2 separate regions of the Homo sapiens genome follow, and region 1 is linked to region 2. Evidence: chromatin loops called from intact Hi-C (ENCODE). Cell type or tissue: Calu3. All regions are shown on one strand. Links, peaks and the distances in the headings refer to the core of each region. The heading gives the core; the rest is flanking DNA.

Evidence for each region. Peaks named below come from ENCODE experiments on the same cell type or tissue, not always from the same donor. Only the 100,000 strongest peaks of a DNase experiment are listed, where the experiment ranks them.
Region 1: a loop joins it to region 2, with 5 times the contacts of the local background. A loop is called at or near these places in 5 of 110 quality-filtered maps.

Annotation. Positions count from the first base shown.
Region 1 is chr12:13,269,764-13,284,770 of GRCh38, reverse strand. No RefSeq gene overlaps it. Among named protein-coding and RNA genes, the nearest start is that of EMP1, 81 kb to the right of the region's middle. In Calu3, for the core only: a CTCF peak has its summit at 6,441 (motif pointing left); a DNase peak (open chromatin) is centred at 6,410.
Region 2 is chr12:13,859,703-13,874,681 of GRCh38, reverse strand. GRIN2B (glutamate ionotropic receptor NMDA type subunit 2B) reads left to right here. Exons shown (of 14, transcript NM_000834.5): 3 at 8,456-8,884. The coding sequence starts at 8,474. Among named protein-coding and RNA genes, the nearest start is that of GRIN2B, 110 kb to the left of the region's middle. In Calu3, for the core only: a CTCF peak has its summit at 10,401 (motif pointing left); a DNase peak (open chromatin) is centred at 10,391.

The sequences.
Region 1 (15,007 bases), core at 3,211-11,210, 590 kb after region 2:
TCGCTCCTCCTCCAGGAGGAGGTCCATGAATCCTTTCTCAGGGCCTGCACACTGCAGGAAGCACTCAGTAGCCAAATCCCTGCTCACCACAAGAAGCGCAGACGCAACCCAGGCTGACAGTTATTTTCATGCTGGCTGCAGTTTCTCTAGGATGCAAAGGAGGTGATAAGTCTTTCCCAGAGTTCTGTTCAGCTGCATACACTTCATACTAAGCAGACCTGGGCTCCAATGTCAAAGCTCTTTGGACACAACATTTCTAGTGTACAGTCTCATACAACCTTTGACCAACATGTGATTATAGTCCAGGGAACAGGAGTAGTGAGGGTTCCAGCCCTTCCTGAATGCCATCTGTGGGTCTGGCCAGGACACCTTTCTTCCTTCTTTCTCCGCTACCTGGGCTTCCATCAGGCTCTTAGACCTGTACTAATAACCTCAGACTTCAAGTGAAAGGAGTGTTTGTCCCCTTTTTCTGCAAGGCTCTTTGACTTCTTTGTAAGTTATTGGAGGCAAAAGGACACTGGGGGAGTTCACCATTTAATTTCACCAGCCCCAGTGTCTAAGCTTTAGGCTCCTTTGAAACCAAAACATGTTCTATTATGCTTTTCTCCTACAACAAAGGACAGGTGAATACTAGCCTTCTATCCATTATCTAAAAGGAGATGTGCAAGTTGCTCTTCTCAGAAAAAGAAGAGCTACTCCTATGTGGTTTGAAAGAAAAACCACTAGCCATTTTTAAATAACTGTAAGTGCCAAAAATATCCATGCATGTATACACACAGAAAGGACTGTCAGAAAGAATGATGGCAAAAATATTAGCATAGGTTATTTCTGGGAGGTAGGATCCCAAGTGATGTATGCTTTCTTACTTATACCTTCTCACCATTTGAAGATTTTACCATAAATATTTGGCACTTTATAGTAAAAATAAAACATTTTTGATATTAAAGAAAAAGCTGCAAGGATCTACCAGGGTGGGCAGATGGTTGAATCATCAGAAGCTTCCATTCATGGCACTATTACATTCTTGCTTGGTTGAGACCTCCATTTTGCTTTGTTTATATATTGATGTCTTTTTATCTCCATTTCCCACTCCTGTTCTGCCCAACAGGAAACTTTGTTAACACATTTGACATATTACCTTTATATCTGGATATACTCTTATAAAGTACATAGTGCTGTTTTGTGTGAATACATATTTTATTTACATAAATGTTTTCACATATCTATTTCTCCTAACAGACTATAATTCCTCCCCGCTCCCCCCAGAAAAGTTGAGAGCTTATTTATATTTGTAGTTCCGTAAAAAGTATGTAGACTGGAACAGAGGGACGGCACAAGAAGTATTTTTTGGACTGAACTGAATTTGTTCTACAGGTTAAGCATCCCATAATCCAAACATCATAAATCCAAATGCTCCAAAATCCATAACTTTTTGATCACCAACATGATGCTCAAAGGAAATACTCATGAGAGCATTTCAGATTTCAGATTTTTGTATTTGGTCTGATCAACTGGTAAATGTAATGCAGATATTCCAAAGTCCAAAAAAAAACTCAAAATCTGCAACACTTCTGGTCCCAAGCATTTCAGATAAGGGATACTCAACCTGCAGCACTTTTTCTTAAAATCTCACATTTTCTAAGCTTCAGTGACACTTCATCCTCCTGGTTCCCTGCTGCCTCAGTCTTCACAGGCCCCTCCCCTTTCCTGTTCTTCACTATAAGTCTTTCTTCTGCCCTCACGCTGCCTGACCCACCACAATCATCTCATCCAATGCTCTCCGGGTGCTTTCATTACTATTTTGGCAAAGGTGTTGTTATGGTCAAATGTTTGTCACCTCAAAGCTCATGTTGAGATTGAAATGCAGTACCAAGAGCTGGGGTCTTTAAGAAGTGATAAGGCCATGAGGGCTCTGTCCTCATGAGTAGGATTCATGGTGTTATCAAAAGGTGAATTTGGTCCCTTTTTGTCTCTTTATCCCCCGCCATGTGAAGGTGAAGCCTTCCTCCCCTTCGGAGGGCACAGTGTTTAAGGCGCTATCTTGGAATTGGAACCACCAATCCTGCCTGCACCTTCATATTAGACTTCCCAGTCCCTAGAACTGTGAGCTATTAAATGTCTGTTCCTTATAAATTACTCAGTCTGTAGTATTCTGCTATAGCAATACAAAATAGACTAAGCCAGTGTTTTCCAAATCTATATCTCTAGCCCTAACTTGTTTCCCAAGCTATAGGCTTACATCTCCATTTAACAGCTAAAAGTCCCATAGGCACCTCAAACCCATCATAAAATCAGCACCTTACCTACCTCACCAACCCAAAGCTTGTACTTTCTCCTTTGCCTCTTCTCACTGGAATTGTATTTGCATTCTTTGGGTTCTTCATTCTCATCCTTAATGAAACTCCTCCCTTCTCCATCACTCTGCTTTATATACAGGATAACTCACCAGATTCTGTCATTTCTACCCAATGTATAACACTGCTAATTCACAGCCAGGGGCTTTGCTTGGTGCTGAGAATATTGGGGTGAGCAAGACAGACAAGTTTCTTATTCTCAGGAGACAGACAATAGATGACAGATAAGTTTCTGTGTTGCAGAGTGTGAGCAATGTCATGAAGGAGGTAAGCAAGGTGATGTGGGATAGCTAGGAGCATGAGGATGAGCAGAAAAGGCATCTTTATAGGACGAGAAGGGAGTCTCTTATAAAAAGACCCAGGCAGAGAGCAAATAATCCAGGTCCATGGGTCAGGAGATGCAAAGGCCATATACAGAGAAAAAGCTTTCCATGTTCAAGGACCAGCAATGAAACCTTTGTATATAGAGCATATTGAGAAGGGAGTGATCATAACTAGGTGAGGATGAAGCGGGGCAAGACCACATTGTGGACAGTCTTGGAGGCCATTCAAAGCCTTTGGATTTTATTCTAAGTGTGATGGGAAATCAAAGAAGAGCATTTAAGCAGGGGAAGGATCTGACCTGATTTATGCTTTTGTAAGTTCATTTTCACTGATGCATGAAGAATGAATTATGGGGAGGAAGGGGCAAGAGGCAGAGCAGAGAGACAAGTTCAAAGCTTTTGCACCAGGCCAGGTAAGAGATCATGGCAGCTTAAACTCCAGGATGGCAGTGATCATGGTGAGAAATGGGCCAATTTGAGACCTATATTGGAAGTAAACCTGATAGAACTTGCTGATGGATGGGATATAGAGATGAGGAAAAGGGAGGAATCAAGGACGACTCAAGAGTTCTAGTGTAAGCAACTAGGTGGATGATAATGCCATTTCTTGAATTGGGGACATAGAGAGAGGGACAGAACCAGCTGGCAGTTGGGTACAGAAGAGAATTAAGAGTTTTGTTTTAGATATGCTAAATTTAAGATTCCAATGAGACACGCTGGTGGAGATGTCAATTTGACAGTTGGATGTAAGAGCCTGGGCCTCCATGGTGAGGGCTCTGAGATGGGGATCTATCTGGAGGCATCACTGGAGAGATGGTATTTATGCCATGGGAGTACATCGATGAAGAGAAGAGAGTAGATGAGACAGGAAGAGAAAGGAAGAAAAGGGATCCCGGGACAAGGTCCTGGGGCACTTCAGTATTTGTTCATCTTCTCCAAAAGCAGAAGCCACTAGAACTGTATGAGAAGCAGAGGTCACTGATATAGAAAAAATACAAGCAGCTATGATGTCATGAAACTAAGAAAAAGAGTGTTTCACAGAGGACAGTGGGGTCAAGTATGCCAAATATGAATGGAAGAGCCAATATAAGGCCAGAAAACTACCTGCTGGATTTAGAATGTTAGAGATTGAAGGGTAATTTTGGTAAAGTAATGTAATGAGCCAGATCAGAGCAAACTGAAGAGTAGTTTGTAGGTGAAGAGATAGAATCAGTGTGTGCAGACTTTGGAAAAGTTTTATTACAGATGAGGCTCTAGGTAGAGAGGGATGTAGCATTGGAGACTTTTGTGAAGCTGCAGAATGATAGAGCATATTTATGTGTTGGTGAGAATGAACATTAAAGAGGGAGGGACTGACGATGCAGGAGAAAAAGGGAGTAATGAGGAAGAAAAGTCCTTGAGAAAGGCAGAGTGGAGGAAAGCCAGTTTTGCTTTCTTATAATATAAACAGGAAGGAAGGGAATTTTTTTCCATACTAAGAGGAGGAAAAGAGAAAATGGGTACACTGGGTACACACAGGTTCATGTGTAGACCAGGTGGTTGGGAGAAAAGGGAGTTCTCCTCCAATCATTCCCATTTCTCAGTGAAGTGTGATAGGAGATCATCAGCTGTGATGGGGAGTGATGGAGGGGCAGAGGTGGGAAGAGGGTGTTGAGGAGCAAGTGTAAAGCCTCTCCTCATGGTGTCTCACACTCTCTGCTCCAGTGTGGCAGCCCAAAGTCAGGCCCTGACTGTCTCCATCTGTACTACCACAACAGCCCCCCAAACCTTCCATGCCCAGCTGCCAACCCCCAGCACCTCAATCCCTTATCTACCCATCCTTTGAAGAAATATCCCTAAACCACTGATATGATTTGCATCTGTGTCCCCACCCAAATCTTGTAATTAATCCTCAGTGTTGGAGGAAAGGGCTTGTGGGAGGTGGTTGGATCATGGAGGAGGACTTCTCTCTTGTTGTTCTTGTGATAGACTTCTCCCAAGTTCTGCTTGTTTAATGGTGTATAGCACCTCTCCCCCAGCTCCCCACCCCACTCTCTATTTCCTGCCAGCCATATGAAGATGTGCCTGCTTTCCCTTTGCCTTCTGCCATGATCGTAAGCTTCCTGAGGTCTCCCCAGAAGCAGAAGCCTGTACAACCTGCAGAACAGTGAGCCAATTAAACTTCTTTTCATTATAAATTATCCAGTCCCAGATATGTCTTTACAGCAGTGTGAGAATGAACTAATACAACCACAGATTTGTTGTGCCATGAAAACCTTTGATGGGCTTTGCAGTCCAAAGACCAATGCACTAACTCCTCATTTGGGCTCTAGGGTTCTCCATTTTCTGGTCTAACTTTTGCAGGCTTGTGCCCAAAACATCCTCTTCTCCTCTACCTTCTATGGAGCCACTGCAGCCTACTCATGGCTCTCTCCAACTGCTGTGGCATCTGTCACTTTTATGTCTTTGTTCAAGCTTTTCTCTGTCACTGGCCTGCCTTCCTCCTTCTTGCAGAAGTCCTACCCATTCTTCAAGATCCAACTCAAATCCCACTTATTTCACCAAACTGATCAGATCTCTCTCCCCCCCCCATAGTATCTTATCCCTTTAGAACTTATTATAAAAGATCCAAGCATGACTTGTATTATAAGCACATGCATAGGAATGTCTATATGTGTGCTTGTGTCTGTCTCTAAGGAAAGAAGAAAGGAAGGAAGGGAAGAAGGGATGAAAGGGAGAGGCAGATGGAGAAAGAGGAAGGAAAAGTGGAGGCGCATCGTGGGCCCCTGGTGTTTCACCTCAATGGTTTGAGTAAAAGGGCTCAACAGTGTTGCCCAGGAGTGGCAAGCGTCTCGGAGCCACAGCTTCTCCCGGGCGCACCTGCGGGTCTCAGGGCTGACAAGCCCTTTCCCCTCCCCTCTGTTCCCGCTCCCCCTTTCTTCCCCTAGTGCCTCCATCTTAGTTGCCCAGTAATTGCATCAAATCTGAAGAAGCAGATCCGTCTCTAAAAAGGGCAGTGGGAGGGAATTGCGCTGCTCTTTTCAGAGATGAGAATTGAGAGAAATAGGGCAGAGAGATGAAAATGTAATGTTGAAAAATTCATGCTAGAGGAAGCACGTGCTGGCCCTCCCCTGCTCTGCCTCCCATCTGATAAGCTTCTGGCAGAGGCCTGGCTTTCCAGGCACATGAGAAGACCATGGGAGGTTTGGCCAAATCTGTCTGAGGGTGACCTGAGAACTGGCAGGGGTCTGGGGAGTGCCCACGCGTGTGCAGGGACAGAGCTGCCACTTGGCTTCTAGGGGCCTGTGTTGTCGAGGGGCTGGGGTCAGTAAGAGGGCAGGGGAGGGAGAGGAGGTGTCCTCCCGATCTACATCAAGAGCTGCCCCTCTACGCCACCTCCCGCCACTCCTGATGAATTCAGGCCTGGCAGGCACTGCTGTCCACAGACTCACAGGTCCCGTATGTTTAGGAATCCTGGGAGGCAAGGCTCGACCCTGGGCCAGGCGAGCAGCTGGCCTCGCTGCACTTCGTTGAGCACTGTGTGCTCTGAGCCTAGGGCGGGAGAGTTGAGGTGGCCCGGCTCTAGTGGCCCGAAAAGGCCCGGTCTCATTCCCAGCCCTAGTCTCTGACTCCCCTCGGAAAGCACTGCAGAGGCTGCGGCCTGATTAATGCTGCGCGCTAATATGTACAGGAGACCGGCTTGCGATTCCCGGCCAGCGGCCCCTGCTCCCCTGCACAGAGGCGGCGCCAGCTGCTCGACTGCGACCCCTGGCGGCCGCTGGAGGCACTCTCTGCGGAGCTTCAAAATCGAATGGGCCGCTGGACACGAAGTCGAGGGAGTATTAAAAAAAAACAACAAAAAACGGGGTAAGAGCTATGCACCCCCAGATGGTGCAGGGTGGGAGGTGGAGAATGAAGGGGAAGCCAATTTTGCTTTCTTATAATATAAACAGGAAGGAAGGGAACAATCTGTTGGGGATGGTGGGGGCTGATGCAGGGTAATGGGAGGGGGAAGGTGGAAATGTGAAAATCTGTTTATAGTTGGAATGGAATATGTTTAATATGATGCTTACACAAAATAAGACTTATAAGTTTTTCTCTGTTCTGAACCGTTTCCCTCATCTTCATTTTAAGTAGCAAAAGAACTCTGACCTGTTTTTTCTCTTTCATATTCCCAAAGCAGGCTGTGTTTTCAAAGAGGCATTCATTCAAAGAAATAAAACATACTTTGGCTTCCTCCAGTGCCTTCAGTGAGCCTAAGTCCAAACAGTCAATATAATACCAGAGTTGACAGCCTGGACATTGGAGAGGGACAGTGTAAATTCAATACGTATCTATACGCTAACTATGTGACCTTGAGCAATTTGCTCAACCTCGCTGAACCTTCTTTTCCTTATTCAAAAAACAAAATATAAGCAAAACGCACTGCTAAGATTGTGGTGATAAGGAGAATCCTGCCTCATCTCTACTTCCAGGACAAAGAAGCCGTCTATTGTGGTTCTGCGTTCCCTTCCCTGGCAGGACCCCTTTGTGTTGTGACTGTGACAGACTCAGTTCATTAATAGTCAAGTGCCTATGAGTAGCAAGGGGATGAGTCCTCTGGGACTTTCCCTGACTCCTTCCCTTTCTTTCTCATCAGTTCACACAGCCCTCTAGCCCGTGTCTGCCATGCAAGACAACCAGGCATCACCCACAAAATGTTGCGTATGGTGTATGTGTGTTTAGTGTACAAGGGGTTTCTTGGCACAGAGCTGATCTTAGCTGAGGGTGGAGTCTGATGGCTTCAGCCAATTCTTAAAGGCTAGAGATCAGTGTCCTTCTCCTTGGTGTCAACATTGCAAATATGCAATTCTTTGATATGCGGCCTGCTAGTGGCTCCGGCTATGAAGAGGTTCTCCAAGTGGCTTCTCCCACTAGTGTAGTGGGAGAGGAGCAACATACACACAGGAAAAACTGAATAAGAAGTCATGATTCTAGACACCAATGTGTAAAGAAAGGGCCAGCTGAGGGGCTCACGGAGCACTATCAGCGATCAGAGGATAGGAAAACTCCCTCAGACAGAAGTTGAGGGCTCACCTGAGCCCCAAGAGCTACAGAAAGTGGTCCTGGTGCTGTGATGAAGTGGGCAAGCTCTTCCCTCTAATTCAGGGTGGAACACTGGAAGGGCATATCACAAGGTGTATCATCCATAAGGAGGAAGGAGAACATATGCAACACATCTGAATCTTCAAAGGTAATAGGCTCTTGAAGATGCCGGGCTGTCTTTAGCCCCAGATCTTGGGGCTTATTGCAGGGCATGACTCTTATCTAAAGGCTTCACCACGGAACCTCTGACTACTCAGTGACCTTCTTCTGGAGGACAAAACTGATTTGCAATTAAGTTCCTAGGGATGAGCAAGAGGAGAGAAGTCAGGGACCTGGTTATTCACAATTTTTTTGTCCATTTATTCATCAAGTCACTCACATAATCATCTATCCATCCATGTATCCATTCCATCTTTCATTCACTCACTATGTATTTTATATAGCAATTGTTATGTGCCCAGCCCAGTGTCCTGCGTTATGAGAAGTACAATTGTGTATCTCCTTTCCTTCTACCCTAAGGAAGATTCTACAATCCTCTACTCAGTGTTGAAGATTCTCCTCTTCTGTCCCACCCCATCTGGGGGAGCAGATGTCCTATGACATTCACACAGTTCATTCCGCCGCAGAAGCAGTGCCCTAACAGCGCTGATCCCACTGCTCTCAGCGAACCCTCTCATACTGGATCTAACTGTTTAGACATGACAGATCCACCCACCCACTTCCCAAAAGGACAAAGAAGATAGGACTCAGTGTGCTGGCCCCTTAGAATCAAATACCAGTATGTCAAGCTCTGCCTCATGTTTGCCTCTGACAACTGACCTGTGAGCTGGTTCCAGTCTCCACCTCACATGGGCCCCCTCCCTAGGTGTTCACCTAGAACCGTTCCAGTCGCCTTTTTTCCTCGCCTGCTGCCTCACTCCCACCCACTGCCTTTGTGGGATTTGTGACAATCTATGCTCTTTAAAATATTTTCTGGAGTGTATTTGTGTGTCTTTAGTGGTGGTGGAATGCTGTATAATTATCTCCCGATTCATCAGGCTCCTTAACAGGCAAATGCCTTTCTTTCCAATAAGTTTCTCTGGCTGAGGCACCAATAGGCCTTGTTGCTACGGAAACCAGAACGTTTCTTTCTCTATTTTAATGGTATGTTGAAAGTGCGGCGTGCATGTGCATGCACACATATGGTGGCTGCTGGTCTTTTCAGCTCTTTTTTCCTTCCCTACCTCTGCTGACCTGTCTGGCATTTTCCCGACCTCACATGTTTCAGGACGTCCCTCTCATCCACAGCCCTTTCTTGCCCCCTTCCTGCCTTTCACTGTGCCTCCACCTCCCCCTACCCTTCCATCTGGTGTTCTCAGCTGTTTAAAAAAATACCAGTTGGCTTTGCATGAAATCTAAGAGAGAGAGGCAAATAAAAGGTTATTGTGGAAACAAAGCACTGCAAAAGGCTTTGACCAGCCAGGTGTTTCCTGCTGGAAGGCTAGTGGCCTCACTTGGCCATCTTCCTAGCACATGGGGCTGCTTCGGAGAAGGAGGAGAGGGGATGGAGAGAGAGCAGCTCGGTGCAAGAGTAAAGAGAGAGCATATCCCCGCAGCACCATCTGCTGCTGCTGCTCCTGGGCACAGAGGAACTTCTCTCCACCCAAGTCCCTGGGTTTGGTTCAAGGACTATTGGAGGAGGGGAGGGCTCTGTTGAAATTTATTTGTTTATTCAGTTAGTCAACAAACACTCACTGAACACTTAGCATATACCAGGCACTGTTCTAGGCACTGGGAATATGCTGAGGGTTCCTGTCCTCGAGAAGCAAGCCTTGCTCACAGACAGTTGCCAAGGCGGCATGATAAGTGGTGAGGGGCACAGTGACATTTGGGCTCTGGAATGAGACAAGCTTAAGTTTGAGCCCCAGGCCACCATTTTTTAGCTGTGACCTTGGGTAAATGACTAAACCTCTAGAAAGCTCAGTTTCCTTATCCCTAAATGTAGCTTTATAATAAAGTTGTTTCAGAAGATAATAAAATAATGAGTCTTTATTAGCATAATCAATAAACGTCGGTTGCCAATGTTGTCTCTTTCATTATTATTACCATTATCAGGGTCTTAAGGGGCTCATGGTAACATGCAAGGTGCCCACAGACATAGGCAAGGCAACACCAAGAAGGGTTTGACCAGACATTTTCTGAGTAGGAAAGTATGAAGAGCATTCTAGTCAGAGGGCACAGCATGTGCAAAGACCTACAGCGTAGACAAGGGAGTGCGTATGTGGCTGGGGTGTCCTGTGTGCATGTCTGGGAGTGGGGGCACAGTGGACTCTGGCTAGGCTGTGAGGACACTGACGGCTAGTGGGTAGGGATTGAAACGGACCCTCCAGTTATGGAAGTACACAGGAGGTTTTTAGATTTAAGAGAAGCACAGGCAGATGCACTCTTTAGAGAGAAGAGTTTTTCCTCGTGACACACAAGATGCCAAAATTAAGGGGCTCCTGAACCCCCGCTGGCTTTAAGAGTCAGTGGTGCCAGGGGATCCTGGCCAGCTGCACGTAGCAAGTGATCTCTTGCTCCACTTTGCCCCATCCTCCCGGTGCATTCCAGGCCACACACAGCTGGGAGAAAGGATATCAGATTCAGGGCACTCGAGTAGTACCTACTCAAACTAGGCACTAATGCAACACTAGAGGTAGAAGACCCTGAAGTCTCTTCCAGCTCTCGATAGCATGACTATAATTTGAGGAATATAAAGGAGTGGTTGGTTGGCACTGATGGTGGAGTGGCTGGCAAGGAAAAAAAATATTGTGTGTGTGCAAAGTGATGTGACAACTGGAGGGGGAGCAGAGATGCTGGAGCAGACGTGTGAAGTAGAGAGACCAGGCACGGCTGGGCGACAGAGCCGGAGCTGGAGGGAAGAGGAGTGAGCGATAGTGCAGAGGCTCTGGGGCTTGCAGGCTAATTCTGTTGTGCTTGGAAGTCGGGAAAATCAGCAAGTCAAGAGTACGACTGGGTGCTCCGGGTTTGGCCTTATTAAAAAGGAAACAGCAGAACAGCAAGAGCCGCTTTGGATCACGTGGTACATCCACCCTCTGCTCTCAACACTGAGCAAGCATTCTTGAACGTTACAATCTAAAAGTATCCCAAATTTTTATTTTACCTAGTGTTTAAAATAAGACAACGGTATCTCTAAAAACAAGTAGAAAGGAAATCAGAGCTGACCAAAGGTAATAACGTAGTGAGCCTAACGCATGCCTGCAGTTTCCCATCTCCTATCCACAGCCACTTTCCCGTAACAGGGGTCTTTCCAGATTACAGTGAGCACTTACATGTTGGCTATGTTGGCGTGCTTGTTTTCTCTTAAGAACTCACGGGGAAGGAGATTCCTGCCCTCCCAATTGATTGATTTGTATTCTGCATTTTTCAAAATGATTAGAATGGATTACTTATGTAATTAGAAAAAAACACATTTATACACATTTTTAAATAAATTTAATGAAGCTTTAAAATATATATGTAAAATATTTTTTAAGTAAGAAAAAGTTAGAAAGGAATGGGGAGAAACATAAGTATTCTGGGCAAGGCAATTTCTTCATTTATATCATCCTGCCTGGACCTCACAACACCCTTGTGAGATAAAGATTCTTATGCCCTTTTACACATGAGGAAATTGAAGTTAAAGTCAGTTGAGAAATTTACCAAAGGTCAGACATCTAATCAGTAATGGGGCCCATAGTCCTGTCCGTGTGTGCCTGACTTCAAAGCTGCATATCCACCATTTACCCTAACGAACACAAGGAGAGGACCGTTCTTTGATCAGTAACGACGTGGACCTGTGACACAAATTCACTTAACGCTTTTATCTCTGGGTCCAGAACCTGGTTGGTTACCCAGTGGCTTTACCCTGTCCCCTCATTCTCCAAACTTTCCTAGGCTCCAAAATTACTTCTCTCTCTTTTCCTCCTCATCTGAATTCCAGTTCTGTCTACTTACAGCTCTGAATCCCAGTGGTTAAAAAGTAAGCAAACTCATTTAATTGGCACAAGAATGAGAGAATCTGTCGGGTGTATTTTTATTCTACCAGCCGTGTTTGCTTCATCAAAACTGATAGAACCAAATGACTGTGATTGATGAAGCCAAAGACAGCGAGACAAAACAAAATAATTACATTTCAGGTATGGGAAAGGGAGAGAATTTTGGATCCAGTGAGGTTTTTTAAAACAGCTTTATTGAGGTGTAATTGACACACAGTAAACCACCTATATTTAAAATGTGCAATGTGATAGGTTTTGGCATATGTAGACATCCATGAACCATCATTACACTCAAGATAATAATAAACTTACCTGTCATCCTCAGAAAGTAACTCTTGTAGGACAAGTAAGTTTTTGAAATTCCTCAAATTGGGCAAGTTTGTAAGCAATGTGACTTTGTGGATAAGGGTGGCTCCCATAACCATAGTGGGGCTCAATGACATTTTTGTGTACTAAATGCCGCACTAAAACCAAGTGATTTTTGAAACTTGTTCATAATGCTGAAAATAATTCTGGGAAAAAAAGACAGGCTGCAGACCTATTTGCAAACAAAAATCATGTGAGGATGTTAATCTCCAGAAAATCTGATAGCATATTCTACACAAGTCCTGATCAGGAAGATATGTTCGCAATTAAAATGGTGAAAATATACATTGGAAAATTCCAGCAGAAGTGACTTCTCCATCCAGGCCCATGAACCACACCAGCAGAGATCACAGCTCACATCCAATGGGGCCAGAAGGGCAAAGCCAAGGAGACTTGTCATTTCGGACAATTGCAAAGAGACAAAATGTGGCATTGGGATTGGGAAAGTTAAATTAAAGATTGGAGAAGGACCTCTTGCTAGGTCTTTCTTTATTTTGGTGTCCTTAATGCCTATATTTCCTAGTACACAGGCCTGGAAGTAAAATGTTGAATAATCAGTGGGGATATCTATTTGAAGTGAAATGCTCTCAGGTTTCTCATATGAATGGGAGTTCTTAATGCAGCTACCCATAGAAACTCCACCACTCTAGAGGTGAGCAGACAAGAGGCTGCATAGGAGGAAGGCTCTCACGAGGATCTCCTGGCATTCTGAGGACTCCATGCATGGATTGCCCACTGCATACTAGACAGTGTGTGAGATTATGCTTTGTTGGCAGAAATAGCTGAGCACATAGGCAGGAGATAGAGGCTACGAAGGAGAAGAATGCATAGCACAACAGCACCTAGGCAGAGTACCTGACCCTGGCCTGAGGAGTCAAGGAGGCTCTGCAGAGGCCATGACCTCCAAGCCCCTGCACAGCTTCATGAGGCAGTGCTATTTCCGGCTTGGTTGTTATGTATTTCGTACAACACCAAGCTCAATCCACTTAGCTTCCTCATCCATAATAACGGCCCACTTCAGGAACTAATAACTAATCTTGGAAAAATCAATCTTATCCTGGAGTGAAATACAACCTTAAATATATGCCTGTGGAATAACAACATGGGACATGAGCGTGCAAGCCACCGCTGAGCCTAAAGATTAACGGAGAGCTAAGGCTGTCTGGGTAAAATATTTCTGCGTTGAGTTCTTGTTTTTATCAAAGCACGGATAAAGTCTATCTTAACACACACTCAGCTTTCAGAGAGTGCTTTGTGGAGAAGAGACAGAGAGAAAGGGGTAAAAAGAGAAGACAAAAAGATGGAGATATTAGGATGGAAATCAGAGAGAGAGAATACAGAATTAAAATGGTGAGTAGAATACAGAGGAGAAGGAGAGCTTGAGAGAGGAAAGGGCAGATTGGAGGATGAAGATGAGAGGGAGAGACCAGAAAAGGCTGAAAACTGGAGAATGAAAAAGCTGATGGAGAAGTAAAGAAACAATGAACATAAGAGGGAGGGATCTATATTCATGAATACACTTTAGGGGGGAAAACAAGAAAAACAGCAAAAGAATTGGAGGTGTGAGTGAGCAAATGATGGAGAAATCAGTACCCAAGAGAGCCATCTACTGCCTCCAGAGAGAAGCGTAAAGCACTGGGGAAAAGGGAGGACTCGCGGAGGCAGGATCACATCGGGGCAACACAGAGCCAGTGCCCACTCTCCCATTTAAAACTCTGGGCAAATTAAAGACAGCCACTTGTGTCACAAGAGCCTCAGTGGACCATGCTCCTGAAGACATCTCTCTCTGTCCTTCACCAATTCCCAGCATGTCCTCTGGTACTTAAGACCAGATGGCCAAAAAAGAACAGGGACTTTGAGAAGGCTTCAGGGGCTGGCCCTCTGACACTGCAGTGAAATCTCTGCCCAGCAGCTTTTGTTCCGTAAGCCCCTACCAATCTCTGAAACAAGTGCCTAATGAAGACCTTTCAAGTGTCCCCATGGTAGGAGGACTAACTGGCTTTGTCATCAACTATCCTCCAGGTACTTAAATCTTGAGATAGCAAATGTTCCCTTTTAAGAATCTATTTAGCTTTTTTTCATTTATTATTTCCTTGGCCTATTTTCTTTTCAGTAGAAATCATGAAAGGTATTCCCTGAATGATGAGGTTTATTCAAGAATGCTTGTGCGGATGTGGACATCCTGCTCCCCATAGTGGAGAACTGGTATCCCTAAGTCACCAGTTCAGACACGAGACTAATAGCAAGAGGAGAGCCATATGGCAGTGTTTGAATGGAAGCTAATATGACCACTGCAATTAAATCGAGAACACTAACAGAATTAACCAAATTCACCAGCTATAATGATGTCATTGTTGATCACATCCAAGGGACTCAAGAGAAAGCTCAAGGTCCTTGATCCTCTTCGTTCTGTCTCCAGGGAGGATGGTAAACATCAAAGATAATATTAAGTTCTCAAGGTCACATTAGGTAGGTCAACATTTCAGAAGATGGAACTCTCAGTGGACAGAGAAAAAGGGGGATCATTTCTGTTATTTGCCCAGTTCATTCCTTTGGTTTAATCTCTTCCTAAGGTGATTAAGACAATACCTGAGGCTGTCCTCTCTCTAGGGTTGTCTACCCTTTGAAAGACCAGATGAGATCCAAGGGATCTCAGAGGAAAGGGGCAGCCCAGTTGATTAAGAATCAGAGCAGTGGCTGGCGTAGTTAGGGAGAAATAAGATGGCTTAGCGGGCTAATGGCCACCATAGGCCCTCACCCGGGTGCTGCTGCTTTTTATGGTACCTCAGTGGTCTCTTGGGAGACATTTTCTTCTGGTGGGATGAAAATAACTCATGGGGTTATGGAAAAACAAACTCCACCTGTTGGGTTGACTTCCTTTGTC
Region 2 (14,979 bases), core at 6,980-14,979:
GTTAAACCAATACACACAATTGCCCTAATCTGCTGCCAAATGGTAATAATCAGAATCAGGTTTCAAAAGGTTTGGATTTCAGCAGTGCCCACACTGTCCTTGGAGGCCTATAAATTAATTATAATTAAGAACTGCGTGCAGATATTAGGAGAGGAACTTTGAGCAATTTTGATGTCTGCTCTTGCAACATATTAAGGAAAAAAGAAAAACCCGTGAGTGTTTGCTGCTGGTGAGAGTACTGATAATCATCTACGTTTGTATTACAAATTTCTATTAAAATGCACACATGTAAAGTGATTTATAATCCTTTATTAGTTATCTGTACAAACCTTGTATCAAGAATATGGGTGACAGTAGAAGTGATACTTCTGCTTTGTGCATACAGCAGGAAAGAACAGCTCAGATAGAAAAACCTGGCTTGAGCCACTGGAAGTGCTGTAAGGACAAGAAGGAGCCCAGGTGACAGGTCTGGTTGAACGAAGAATGAGAAGGCTCTTACTCGGGAGAGGTTCCAGGAAAGATGTAGCAGAAATATTGCTGCCAAGAGATCCAGTATCACCTTTGCTTTTGGCAGTGATGGGGCCATCTTCTTCTAAGGGTCTACAGGAGCTGGGGGGCTTAGGATGGGCGTCCTTACCTGCATTATGTAAGAGGACTTGTTGGTTCATCTGCTGGCTCAGAGATTTGGATAATCAAAGCCTATGTCTTTTCCCTCTCTCCCATCTATCCTGCTCTTCTCTGATCAAATATTTTCCAAGAAACAGCTTTAATGAAGGTTTTGATTTTCTGTTTCCATTATTTATGTGGCTGTAATATGTTGAAATCCATTTGGGGTTAATTCTCTGCAGGACTATATTTAGGTGAGTAAATTCCCCAACTCCAGGACCAAGGATCCCTGTTTATTGTCATGTGGGTCACTCAATGACAAATGAATTGGGCATGTATCTAGCATGTCCAGGGAGATATTTCTTTCTCCACTGGTTTCACAGGGGCACAGTCTCAGCCCCTGCCTCCATGCCCCAGACTCTCAGGATTTCTTACCTTGCTCCTTTCTGAAGAAAGAGCAGGGCAAGGGAGCTCAAAAGCTTGAAAAGAGTAACGGATGATGGTAATAGTGTGAGAGGGAGGAAAATAACAGAACACAGAAGTGTAGGTTCCAAGTCAATTCAAATCAAAGATTGGTGCCTTTTATGTGTTATTTCTACAGACTTGGATGATATTTAGTAGTTTAGCAGACACTAAGTGCATTTAGAGGATTGAAATTGGATTTTTAAATGCCCTGAATATATAGATGCCATTTGACAAAAATAGATATTGGTCTTCTACTTAATAGTGATATTGAAAAGTAGATGTTTGTCATCTGTGATACTCACATTTCCTACCTCAGATGGTTGATGAATGCATGTATTGCCTAAGCTAAGCATTCTGAGTCAAGATCACTTCTTTGGTTCAACATTTGCCCTGCTTCTCTAGATTTAAATTTAGAAGGTATAACTTAAAACTTTAATTGACTTGGAACTTACAATTCTTAAAAATGTATTAATTAAAAATTATTTTGGATCTGTTCTGCAGAATTGAGTCAACCATACTTCTTAGTTCATAGCACAGTTTCATTATAGGTTCAGATAAGGACATTGTGTTTAATAGTTCTTTGGGTACTTTTATCCTTTCTTATACATTTTAGAATAAATTTATAGCATTTCTTTTAAAATCTTACTATTATTTTGATAAGAATTGGCTTGAAATGATAGAAAATAGAACTTAAAATACTATGATATCACATTCATGAATGTGGTATATGGTTACATTGTTTGGGTCTTCTTTCAAATCTTTTAATAAAGTTTTCAAATTTTTGCTGTAGAGGTCTTGTTAAGACTTTTGTTAATTCCTACATAGATTACAGTTATTGGATGTACCCACCAGGTAAAGGCTGACGATCTCTTGATTTCCTATTATCAAAGAGTGATGTTTTATTTGTTTGTTTTAAACACAATTTAACATTTCTATCATATATATTTCCCTTAGTCAAGTATGTTATCTGCATTTTTCTGAGATATTCATGTAAATATCTCATTTAGTTCTTTAATGTGGTGAATTATTTTGATACATATTCTGAAGTTAAGCCATTCTTGCATTTCAGATATAAACCGCAATTGATCATGGTGATGATGATTACTATTTAAAAAATATACTGTGTTTTAGTTAGCACTATTTTTTTTTTTTTTTTGAGTCGGAGCCTTGCTCTGTTGCCAGGCTGGAGTACAGTGGCATGATCTCAGCTCACTGCAAGCTCTGACTCCGTTGTTCAAGGGATTCTCCTGCCTCAGCCTCCAGAGTAGCTGGGATTACAGGCACGTGCCACCACACCCAGTTAATTTTTTGTATTTTTAGTATTTTTAGTGATCTGCTCACTTTGGCCTCCCAAAGTGCTGGGATTACAGGTGTGAGCCACCGTGCCTGGCCACTAATTTTTAAGGTTTTTTTTTTCCTTTATGTCCATAAGTGGAAGGGGTTTATAATAATCTTTTCTTATAATTATCTGAATCTAGAATCAAGCTTTCCGTCTTTTTCTTTTTGTTCCACTTATATGAGCAAGGCTCGTTTCCTTCTTAAAAGTTTGATATACTTAATCTATAAAACCATCTGTACCACTTTTGCTTCTTTTTATTTTGGCAGAGGTGGGGTGGGCTGGTGGGATGATTGGGTGGGAAGTGGAGGACTAGGGTAGGGAGTAGTTTTGTCACATTAGGGGTGTGGGCTTTAATAACAATTTCTAAAATTTCTAAAACTTAATTCAAATGTTCTACATTCTTTTCAGCCCCTTTCCCTATTTGCCATTTTTATTATATATTACACATTAAATGGAAAAGTAACTAGTTTTCATAATATTCATTATTTCAAAATTTCTATTATATATGTTATTTTCTCTTTCATTCGCATTTTCTCTCCTTTTTTTTTTTGATTCATCTTGTCAGGACTTTACGTCTTTTAAAAGATCAGTTTTGTTTTTTGCTTTTCTTTGTCTTGTGTTTCATTCATTTGTTATTTTCTTGTTTATTAGGGTTGACTGTTAAGTTTTTAATGCAGTAAGTGAAAACTTAATTATAATTAATCATATTTTATTTTCTTGGTTTCTTATAAATGTATTTAAAAGTGTATTTTTCTCTGTAAATGCTTTAATTGTGCTCTAGAAATTCTGACATTTAGTATTTTTATTGTTATTCTGTTCAAAGGAATTTTAGTTTCCCTTATGATTTCCTTTTTAACCTTATAGTTATTTAATCACAAGTTTTTTTTTTTTAAGATTTTGGATATGTAGTATTTTTAGTACCTTTAAAAAGTACTTTTAATTTAATCACATTATAGAAAAATGACAATTGATTTCATATTGATTTTTTTAATCTATTGATGTATTTTTGTAGATTTAATATTTTTCATGTATGTACTTAAAAAGAACATCTATTCTCTGTTCTATATACATTTCTAGGTATCTGAACTAGTTCGAACTTATAACTCATGCTTTAAAAAAATCTTTTATGTCTTAGTTAATAAGATCTTTTGTCAGTTGGATTTGTCTGTTTCTCCCCATGTAAATTTTAGTTGTTGCCTTATACATGAAAAGTCTATATTTTAGCCTCATATGTGTTCATAATGATTGCTTCTTCCTGGTACCTATATGTTATACCACTTAATGTCCCTTTTGATATTTTTTGCCTTTGAATTTTATTTTGTCTTGATATTAAAATTTCGATAGATACTACCACTTTGACCTCCAAAAAGGTTATACTCGTTTATACTCTTCTTGACTTCCATTGTATGAGAATTATTGTTTCCCCACTCTCTAATGTGACATATTTTAAGCCTATGTCTCTTAACTTTCTGTCTTTATTGGTAGCTTGGAAAACTGGACCTGATACATAGTTCTGGCATCTTAATCTTAACTTCACTCACTGCCTGTCATATTCCAGTCATAGTCTCCTTAATTGAATCACTCCAAATAATGTCCTGACTGCATTAAGGGATGGTGCTTGGAATATTTTTGACTTAATTATTGATTAAGTCACATTTTATTCTTCCAGTTGTGGTTGCCCCAGGACTCAGTTTTCTAAGGACAGGGTTGGCCTGGCTTCTCACCCAGATGTATCTTCCCTTTGAGCCTGCTCTGAGCCTGCTCTGAGCAAAGTGTAGACTGTTTCCTGCTATAGTTACCCTGTACCAGTTACCAGCATGAAGATAAGCTCCTGTGGCCTTCTGTTTGCTATGGATCTCGGGATCACTTAGCCCAAGCTTCAAGGAGGCAAAGAGCCAAATGAGTGAACAGTCAACTCTCTAATCCTGCTGCTTTGTTGCTGGTCCTTCTGGTGCACCCTGGTTTCTGAATTCATGGCATGATTTCGATATGCTGAGCTCCACTGATTCCCAATACTGGCCCTGGCCTGAGTGATTATTGAATTCATCTACATGACTAGTAAGCTGTCAGTGGAGGTCGCTGCTACCCCGAGGCCATTATGGGACATCTTCAGGGAGTTATATCGCTCAGGGAACTAACATCTTTTGCCCCATGCGCGGTTCCTCTTAACATTCCTTTCAGCCTCTGTCTGCCATTCTTTCACCCTCACCTCCCACACACTCACTTTGTGCTATCATAAATAGCTAGGCTCCTTGAACAGCTTCTATAGAAGCTTAAACGTAATATCCTTTGGATCTGTGGAGTATTTTAGATTATTCAAAGCACTTCCATATACATATTTTCATTTGATCTTCACAAAAATCTTTCAGGTATGTAGGTTAGGTATATTATCCTGGTTTCACCGATGATAGCATAGAGATGGTAATTAGGTGACTCGCCCATCCTCAGGCACTGTGTTAACACAGAACTGGTATTAAAACGTCAGTTGGTTTTGGTTGGGGATTTCATTCATTCATTCATTCATTCACTCAACACTCATATTATACTGAGAGGCCCCAGAAGGGAAAGAGCAAGGGCTTTGGAGCCAGACAAACTTGGGTTTGAAAATTGATGTCATCCCTTATTAGCTGTGTAATCTTGGTCATGTACTTAACCCTCAGTTTTCTCATTTGTAATAAAAGGAAAGTATGACTTACAATGTTTTTGTGAGTATCTAATAATGCATGAAATTTACCTGGCAATAATAATATCTGGTACCCAGCAGGTTGAACTATTTGACTAGCAGGTCAAAAATGGTCAAATATTAACAATTTTATATGGTTCAACCTAATGGTAGAAACTCAGTATTGGCCACCATTTATTGAGTCCTTCCTTATTGCATATGAGGCACTGTTAGAGCTCAAGAATATGAATAAAAGTGAGGAAAACATTTTCCTTATGGGTCTATGTCTGTATCTTCTGCTAGACCATGGTCCTGAAGGATAGAATCTGTATCTGTTGCATCCTCCCCACCAAAAAAAAAAAAAAAAAGAAAAAAAAAGAAAAAGAAAAAAGTTCTCTAGGTTATAAGTGCTCAATAATTACTGAATTGAAAAAGTCCCTGCTCACAAGGAGGTTATCAACTAGTTAAAGTAGGTGGACACATCATCATATATTGGTAATAAAAGTTTATGTGTATTTAGATAGATACATGCAGGCTATGGTGAGAGCCCAAAGGAAGCAATGCTCAATTCTACAGGGAGAGCAAGACTTCCTAGAGCAGGTGCATCAAGACTTATGGTCTCTGTGAGGAAGGGAGCAAAGCCACTCTGCTTATCTTGGACTACATGCTTTCCCTCAATGAATCCCCTTTTAATGTTGGAAATTGAGTTTGTATTCAAAGTAGCCTCTTTGTCTCACAGCCCCTCTGCTACTGTTATCTCCCATAATGTATTGCTTTGTAAAGTGCTTTGCTGTATCCTGAGTATAAATGAGATGCTCTGTAAAACCAGATGCTATTCTTTGGGTGTCACAACTAGCCACTGCATAGCCAAATATAATATATTGTGTGAGACAAGATAAAGGAACACAAGAGATACTTTAGAGAGAGCAAATAAAACATCAAAGTGGGAGAGTGGAGTGCATTAAAGTTAAACTGTCACGGCAGAGTGGGCCACTTTTAAACGTGAAGGAAACTAATTTAGTGACTTGTAACTGTAGGATTAGAATACCATTGGAATGAAGTTAGCTTATAGTTTTGCCAAATGGTAAATCTTTTGGCTTTCCTTGAGAACCAGTCATTGGAATTGAACTGTGTGTGTGTGTGTGTGTGTGTGTACTTTGTCCACAGCTCTTTGTGGTGTCAAACTCCTTCTGTCTTCCTCTGAATATCAGTACTACTCAATTGCCTATCTAGTGTTTCTTTCCTTTAAGTTCTGGGAGGAGGAATTCAGGCCCTGTTTCTCCTGCTAAATTGTGTACAGCCCATCAGCAAAGGTTTCCAGGGCTCATGGAGTCATTCTCTGTTTTCACAGAGACACTGAGATCAGAAAACTGTCAGGAGTAAACTTTGCTCAGGCATGAACCACTGAGCTACTCATCTTATTTGTGAGAGAGAGACAAGGCAATCAATACAGGTCTCCTTCTTGGCAGTGTTGAAGGATGACTATACCAGTAAAAGTTCCAAAATGTTTTCTGCCAAGAACTGGATTGGATTTTGTGCTTCTTCAGCCACAAAATGTCCCCAGCATCTTGCTCCCAAATCATTAATGCCCTTTGCAGTCAAGACTGACTGCTCAACTCGAACACTTCCTTATCTTTCTTTATTCAATACTGTCATGATTAGCTAATCTCTCAACACTTTTAGATTTTTAATCTCTCACCATTTTTTTTTTTTTTGAAACAAGCAGGAGATCTGAAGCAGCATTTTCAACCTTGATTGTATGCTCTCTCTCTTTGTAGAAGAATGAGAATCTGGTTTTGGTTCTGGTTGCAGTTTGTAGAGTATTGCCTTGGAGTATTAAAATGCTGTGTTTATGTATTGGCATGCTGGTGTTATAATGCCATTGACCTTGGATAATTACATAACTGTGTTGAGCTTCTGTTTTTCTATTTGAGAAATGGGAATAAAATGTCTAATTTATAGAGTGTCCATGAAGATCAGAGAGATTATATATGAGGAAATGTCTAACACAGTGTGCAGCATATAAAAGATGTACAATAAATGATTCTTTTTAATTTTTTATGGATTCGGGCAGTAAATATGTGCTTTTGTTACATGGATATATTGTATAGTGGTGAAATCTGGGCTTTTTAGTGTAGCCATCACCTGAATAGTGAACACTGATTATTTAAAATAAAGCGACATAAGCAGAACTAGTTATATTAAAATAAGAGGAGCTCTTGGAGAATAATGAGAAGCATAGAGAGAGATGGCCAAGGCTTATATTCTATAGAGCATTATGTCCTTAGTTTGATGCATAGAATAAGATTTAGGGTCATATGTGGAAGTAAAAAGGAAGGAGTTCTTTGTAGGTAAAAGGTGGCAAATTATATGAAAATACGGTATCAGTCATTTTAGGGAAGTCACGACTATAGGATGGCATCAGGAAAAAAAAAGGAACATTTTTCAAATGTGGCTCTAACATTACTTCAGCTGCTAATGGTATTTGTTTAAGTTTCTGTATTTTGGTGTATAAATAGATTGGAGTAATATGTGTTCCTTATAATAATTGGTTATATGAGAGGCAGTTCCACGTAGTGTAATAGAACACATATTGGAATACAAAAGTCAGAAGATCTGGGTTCAGGTTTGTTTCACTTAATTGATTGGTTCATGGTCTTAGAACACTTAGCTTCTCTGAGCCTTGGCGTCAACATTTATAAAAATGGTGATAATAATGTTTTTCTTATTTTATTCCCTACTGGGTCATTGTAAGGATCAATTGAGGCAATGTTTTAAAACTACTAGTCATGTATCAGTTGTTCTTGTAGTTTAATATTAAGAGCCAGATACTAACAAGGTTACTAAAGAATTTTCTGGCTGTTGTCCTCATTGAGGCAAACATAAGGTGAAGGCAGCAAGAATGCAGGGCTTGTGTACTTATAGCCCCCCACATCCAGTTTATCCAGCCCATGTTCTGTTGCTCACCTCTGCTGAGCACGTTTTTCTGCTCACTTTGTCTGGCCTTGCTTTCCTTCAGCCCAAGAACAGTACAAGGGTGGGCTGTAACAGGAGGGCCAGGAGATTTGTGTATGCATACTCGCATGGCTACCTGGACCACTCACAACCTCTTTTCCTCCTTTGTCTCTGCCTGTAGCTGCCAATGACTATAGCAATAGCACCTTTTATTGCCTTGTTCAAGGATTTCTGAGGCTTTTGAAAGTTTCATTTTCTCTCATTCTGCAGAGCAAATACCAGAGATAAGAGAGTAGGCTGGTAGATGGAGTTGGGTTTGGTGCTCAATGAAAGGAGATAAGGTCCTTGAATTGCAGTATCTAGCCTCTTCTAAGACAGGTTACGTGATGTAGATCCTATTTTAACATGCTCTTTCTTTGTGTTTGCAGGGAGTCGACGAGTTGAAGATGAAGCCCAGAGCGGAGTGCTGTTCTCCCAAGTTCTGGTTGGTGTTGGCCGTCCTGGCCGTGTCAGGCAGCAGAGCTCGTTCTCAGAAGAGCCCCCCCAGCATTGGCATTGCTGTCATCCTCGTGGGCACTTCCGACGAGGTGGCCATCAAGGATGCCCACGAGAAAGATGATTTCCACCATCTCTCCGTGGTACCCCGGGTGGAACTGGTAGCCATGAATGAGACCGACCCAAAGAGCATCATCACCCGCATCTGTGATCTCATGTCTGACCGGAAGATCCAGGGGGTGGTGTTTGCTGATGACACAGACCAGGAAGCCATCGCCCAGATCCTCGATTTCATTTCAGCACAGACTCTCACCCCCATCCTGGGCATCCACGGGGGCTCCTCTATGATAATGGCAGATAAGGTAAAAAGGGGCTGCAGGGAGAAGGGCCTGAGGGTTTGTGCTGAGGACTAAACCATGCATTTGTTTTCCTGTAAAACTTGATTGTTAATGATGGAAGGTAACCAGATTGCATTGACAGCGTGGATAGGCCAGCAATTAATCCTTTTTTTTTCTCTCTCTCTCTTTGAGACAGAGTTTTGCTCTTGTCAGCCAGGCTGGAGTGCAATGATGCCATCTCGGCTCACTGCAACCTCCACTTCCCAGGTTCAAGTGATTCTCCTGCCTCAGCCTCCCGAGTAGCTGGGATTACAGGCGCCTGCCACCACACCCAGCTAATTTTTGTATTTTTAGTAGAGACAGGGCTTCAGCATGTTGACCAGGTTGGTCTCAAACTCCTTACCTCAGGTGATCCACCTGCCTCAGCCTCCCACAGCGCTGGGATTACAGGCGTGAGCCACCGTGCATGCTTAGCAATCTGTTAAAGATGAAAGTGAGGGAAAGGTGCTGGTATCTAGAAACTCCTATAGTTTTGAAAAGGTTTTTGTGTCCACTTGTTTGTAAATGGACTCACTGAAATGACTAAGGGATGTTGACGCTTGTAGCTCTGGGATACCTTTTCTTCAAATAGGTATATGAAAGGCATACTCTGTTATTCTTTGGCAATACGTGTTCTCCCCCATACTGTTTTCAAGACTATAAAAAGAAAAATCCCTCAAGGCAGGTGATTTCTCTACTTGAAGATACAAATGTCATAGGGAAATAATTCTTGCCAAGGTATTAACGCTCATCACACATATTGATCTGCACATCCAGATGGATTTTAATCCGTGGAACCTGTAGCAACACATTTTTCCCCATGCTTAGATTTGAAGGCAATTGGGTGCACATTAAAATCACCTGAAGAGCTTTCAACACTGCTGATGCCTGAGTCCCACCCCTCGGGATTCTGATTATTGGCCTGGGCTTCGGGAGTCTTAAAAGCTCCCCAGGTGATTCTAGAGTGCAGTTAAGATTGACAACCACTGCTTTAAATCTCCAACAAATCCTAGCCTCTCCTGCGTTAATGTTAGGCTAATTGTCATATGACTAATTGCCACTTGACACTGGGGCTTATTCCCTAACTGCAGAAAAAAGCGTTTTATTCTGCTTTGGGTTGTTTTGTTTTTACATACTATCAGTTATTCAGTTATTTTCCTTGCTTTACTGATTATTGTTCATTACTTAGATACAGCACTTAGTACATATGCACTGTCCTTTGCAGCCAGCCATTCACGTCTTAGAATAGTTAGTTTCACCACAAGTGCTACGTTTATCATTTTTCATCATTTTGGGTTTCTACTATTGTCATTGTCATACTTTTTATCACCACATTCAAACCTGCCTTTAGTTTTGTACTTAAAAGACATGCTTTCGGGTTAATAATGTTTGTAAACACCTTAAAACCTAGCACAGACACCACAAGCATGCTGCCTGGCTAGTTGACAACCTCCGCAGTGGAGCAGCTGAGCCGAGACTAAAGGAACCTTGCATGACCGTTACCGCCACCTGTCGGCAGCAGGCAGAGATGACTAGCTTCTGCTTCAGAGCTTCCCTTCAGTCTAGGAAAGGTCAAGTTAAAAGTGTTAAGTGAAGACATTCCAGTATCATATGAGAAACATATTCTTCCATTTACGTGGGTGCAGGTACAGATGTTAGAAAATAGGCACTAGCACAAATAGCCCATGCTAAGGGAAGTGGGAAAAATAAGCAAAATGGAAAATGTAGACTGCTGTGGCAGAACCCGTTGAGTTGTGCTTCAGGTAGATTTTTCTTTTTTTCAAATATGATTGTCCTTAGCAAATTATATTTTATTTTAACAGTGGCAATTTGAGGGCACAATTTTGCTTTGAAAGAATTCTGATATGGTTAAGAGCGAATTTTAAAATTACCATGAATAAGTACATATCTACTTTGAGAGCACAACAGGTAAAAATGATTTTTTTCTCATGTGGGCTGTTGTGCAACCTATATTATTTCTCCCTGGTAGAAAAAGTTATGCCTAAACTAGCTGATTGCTTCTCTCTGGTACCTTTTACAAATCCACAACATCATTATACAAATATAAGGTAACTTGCAGAGCATGCAGAGAGACTGAACTCTTTTTTTCGCTGATGTATCTTAGGGGCTTTGAGAGTGTTCCCCATATGCTAGGCGCTTAGTGCTGTGTATGTACTATCTTATTTAATACTCTTAACCAGTTAGCGACCTAAGTGATATTATTTAATCTTTATCTTACAGATGGGGAAACTGAGGCTCAGAGAGGTTAAGTAACATATCCAAAATGCTACAGCTCTTAAGTGGAAGCCAGGATTTTAACATTGGTTGCTAGCTTCAAAGGCTGTGTACTCTCTTGTCTCTCAAGAAAATGACTGGTTAAGGTCTCATATATCTTACTACCCTTCACTTTCTCCCTTGTTAGATGGCATTGTGGGGGATGTCATCTGACTGAAAGTGATCTATTACATGATTTATAATCAGGCAATACTGGAGTCTAACTACAAGAGAACATAACAAGGGTATGAAATGGTGGAGCGCTTAAGTGTAGCACAGTTCCATAGAGGACCCACTGGCTACTGCCTTCCAGGAGTAAATAGGAGAACTGACACCAGTAAAGTGAATTCTTCTAGGTCACTGTAATGAGACCTCCTCTCATCACTTTCCCCTTGCTCCTTCCTTCATTGCTACCACACCCAAATATTCCATCATGTCTTTCTCTCCGCCAAATAAGGAGGTAGGTGGGCAGTGACTTTTAGATGCTTTTCTAAAATAGCGTAAATATCTGACTTTTGACCTGGAAAGAATAGTTTCTAAAAGGTAAGCAGCAAGAGGGAAAAGAAGAAAGAAAAAGATCCAGTAATGGAGATCCTGGAAAGTTGGAGGCTCAGCCCCAGGCGTTCGATGCTGAATGGGTGGTGGCAGGAGCTACCTGGAGAGAGAGTGCCAGCAGCAAACTTCCCAGCAGCCATGCAGAGGAATGTTTGGGGGCTTAACAGATTTGCATAAAGGCCAATAAAAAGAGTCCCCAAATCTCAGAGAAAAAAGCCTTTGGGACAAATTTCAAAGATAAAACACCTCAAAACTAAGGCCAGGTTTTTTTTTTGTTTTGTTTTGTTTTTTTAATAGAAGTTTATTTTTAAGTACCATGACCATATTTTACAAACATAGAATGGGGACACACAGTTGGACAACTATTAATCAACAACAGGGGAATAGGACAAAAAACATTTGAAAGTGGAACTGATGCAGTAAATCTAAGACATGTAGCTTGGCCACACTGAAGGCTCATAGTAATCGTCTGAAGGATGATCAATAAGCCTTCTATTTTGTTCTCCCCTTCTCGGAGACAGGTAATTGTCAGTCTGTTTTAACTTAAGTTTTTGTTGTTAGTTTATTTCCAATAAAACCCACTTATTAAGTGCTCTTGTGGATGATTGCATTACAGGGATAAAGTTTGTATTCAAGAAGTTTTTGATGCTGGAAGGACAGCATTCTTCTGAAGACTTTTGACAACAGCACAGACACAGTTCAGCAGTTCAGCACCTCGTCAAATAGCATGTGCTCACTTTTTTGCATATGCTAATTAATCAGTAAGAACATTAATTAGCACTCTGCTTTCCCAAAGAGGAAATGAGCTTTATATTATGGTGGAAAGAAGCACGGGGGCTAGCTGAGTAGGGCTATTAAAAAATCAGAATTTAGAGTCCAAGCTGGATTCGGGCATCACTTCCTAAATGTTAGAATCAGGACAAGTCACCAATCCCTGACTCTCAACGTTTGTTTCCTTGCCTGTATAATGGGGATACTAATATGTTGATTACAGGGTTGTCGAGGATTAAATGAGGTGATACATGGCAAGTGCTTCACTGAAGTGTCCAGCCTAACATTCAGCAGGTGAAGCTGAAGGCCATGTGGAGCAGTTTGAAGGGAGTGAGAGTGTATCATGATGCAGGAAAAGAATGAGAATCGAAAAGCAGCATGGACCATTGTAGAAAAAACTCTAAATTGGAGACCACCCAAGAAGGGCATATGGTTGAAAGGTGAAAATCTGGGGGAAGGCTCTGAAGTGTGAGGTGGGAGTCTTGGTCTCACCCCACCAGGGAAGCTGAGGCTCACAAGTAGTATGGAAGCCTGCTGCAGCCACACGGGGTCCCTTAAAGAAAATCTCTAACCTGGAAAGAACTGCTAGGTGCTTGTAACAGAGACTGTTTCGAATAGTAATGGAGAATGTTTAAAAATGTATGAGGTGCTTTTTGGCAGTTCCCCACCTGAGTATAAAGAGCCTATTTTATTTTGCCTTGTTATAATTGCTTTTATTCTCCCTGAGATCCTGGATTTAAGATGCCCATCTGAATCCAAATAATGAACTGAAGCTAGATGTATTTCCATTTATTTCTAGGAGGTTTTTCTACTGATTGTCTGAAATCTTCCCTGGGTTTTCAGATTTTAGCTTAGAAAGGTTAAGTAACTAATCCAGGATATCACAGCCCACTATTAGCAATGGGACTAGAATTCAAATCTCAGGAATACCTGTTTTGAAACCTATGCTTTCTATTATACAATTCTGCATCATAAGACACTGAACTAAGAATTATACATCCCTGAGTTTTAGTCTCCATTCTGATGAGCTTTGAAAATGTGGACAAACACATTAGTTATACTACATGATACTCAGTTTATAGTTTATGAGATATAAATTTTGTGTTCTGCCCTATACACCTTACATTTTGAAGATAAAATGAAATAAAATATATGGAAGATTTTAGGGCAGTACCGTGGCAAACAGACACTTTAGGTGAGGGAAATAAGGAGTAGTGATAGGGAATGACAGAGTCAATGACAACTGTTTTGTCCTTGGCATTAGGACTAATGAAAATGGCTTGAGCAGAAGGTAGGAAGGAAAATAGAAAGGTAGAAGTTACAGTAGGAGCAGGCAAAAGGATTCAAGATCCAACTTTAATGCTCCAAGAATGGGGAAGAAAAGGGTATGCTGAGTAAAGGGTCAGGATCTGGAAATAGACATGTTGATCAGGGTGTAGCATGGTAGCTAAAACGTGCATCACATTCTGGATCTTATTCTTCCTTAGATGACATGCAAAAATATTCTTACTGTGGAGTCTATTGCTATGATTCTTTCCTTTCTAAATTGCTTCTTTGGGGGCCAGGCACGGTGGCTCATGCCTGTAATCCCAGCACTTTGGAGGCGGAGGCAGGCAGATCACCCTAAGTAAGGAGTTCGAGACCATTCTGGCCAACATGGTGAAACCCCGTGTCTATTAAAAATACAAAAATTGGGCGTGGTGACGCACACCTGTAATCACAGCTACTTGGGAGGTTGATGTAGGAGAATTGCTTGAACCTGGGAGATGGAGGTTGCAGTGAGCCGAGATTGCACCACTGCACTCCAGCCTGAGTGACAGAGCGAGACTCTGTCTCAAAAATAAAATAAAATAAATAATAAATTGCTTCTTTGGGAATGGATGCTTTCAATAGCACTTTTCATTTTCTGTACTGAGAGCCACATTTTGGAATCTAATTGGGGATAGGAAGATGGCCCTACTCTTCTTTGGCTTCATCCTCTGGCCCTCTTCCCCTATCCTCTACCCCCACTTGCTTAATGACAGTGGGTTTGGAGAGAGTAGATGGGCTGGCAGTGGTGTGTGACACTGGGAGTAGACTATTGCCTTCCCTTGGCTCATATGGATTTGCATATCCAACATAATCTTGAAACCAAGATGGCTACATGTTACTCATGCCTTACCCTACGCTTCTTCACTAATTTCTGGTGTCTGTTAGATTGTTACCTTGCTTTTAGTTGTCTGTGATATAATATTCCTCGGGACAGAATACTTTGGGAGAAAACTGTAATGTTATGGCATTTCTTGGATGAAGGGTATTAAGACATAGAGGTAGGAAAAGTGAGAGGAAAAAAACTAACATAATATGTCAATTTTGAACCAGGCATGATGTTAATGAGCATTTTAATTCTTATGCAATCCCATGAGGGAAGTAGTAGTATTTCTTCTTTCTTGATGGGGAAACTAAATCAGAGAGCGTTTATGTATGTTGGCCAAAGTCAC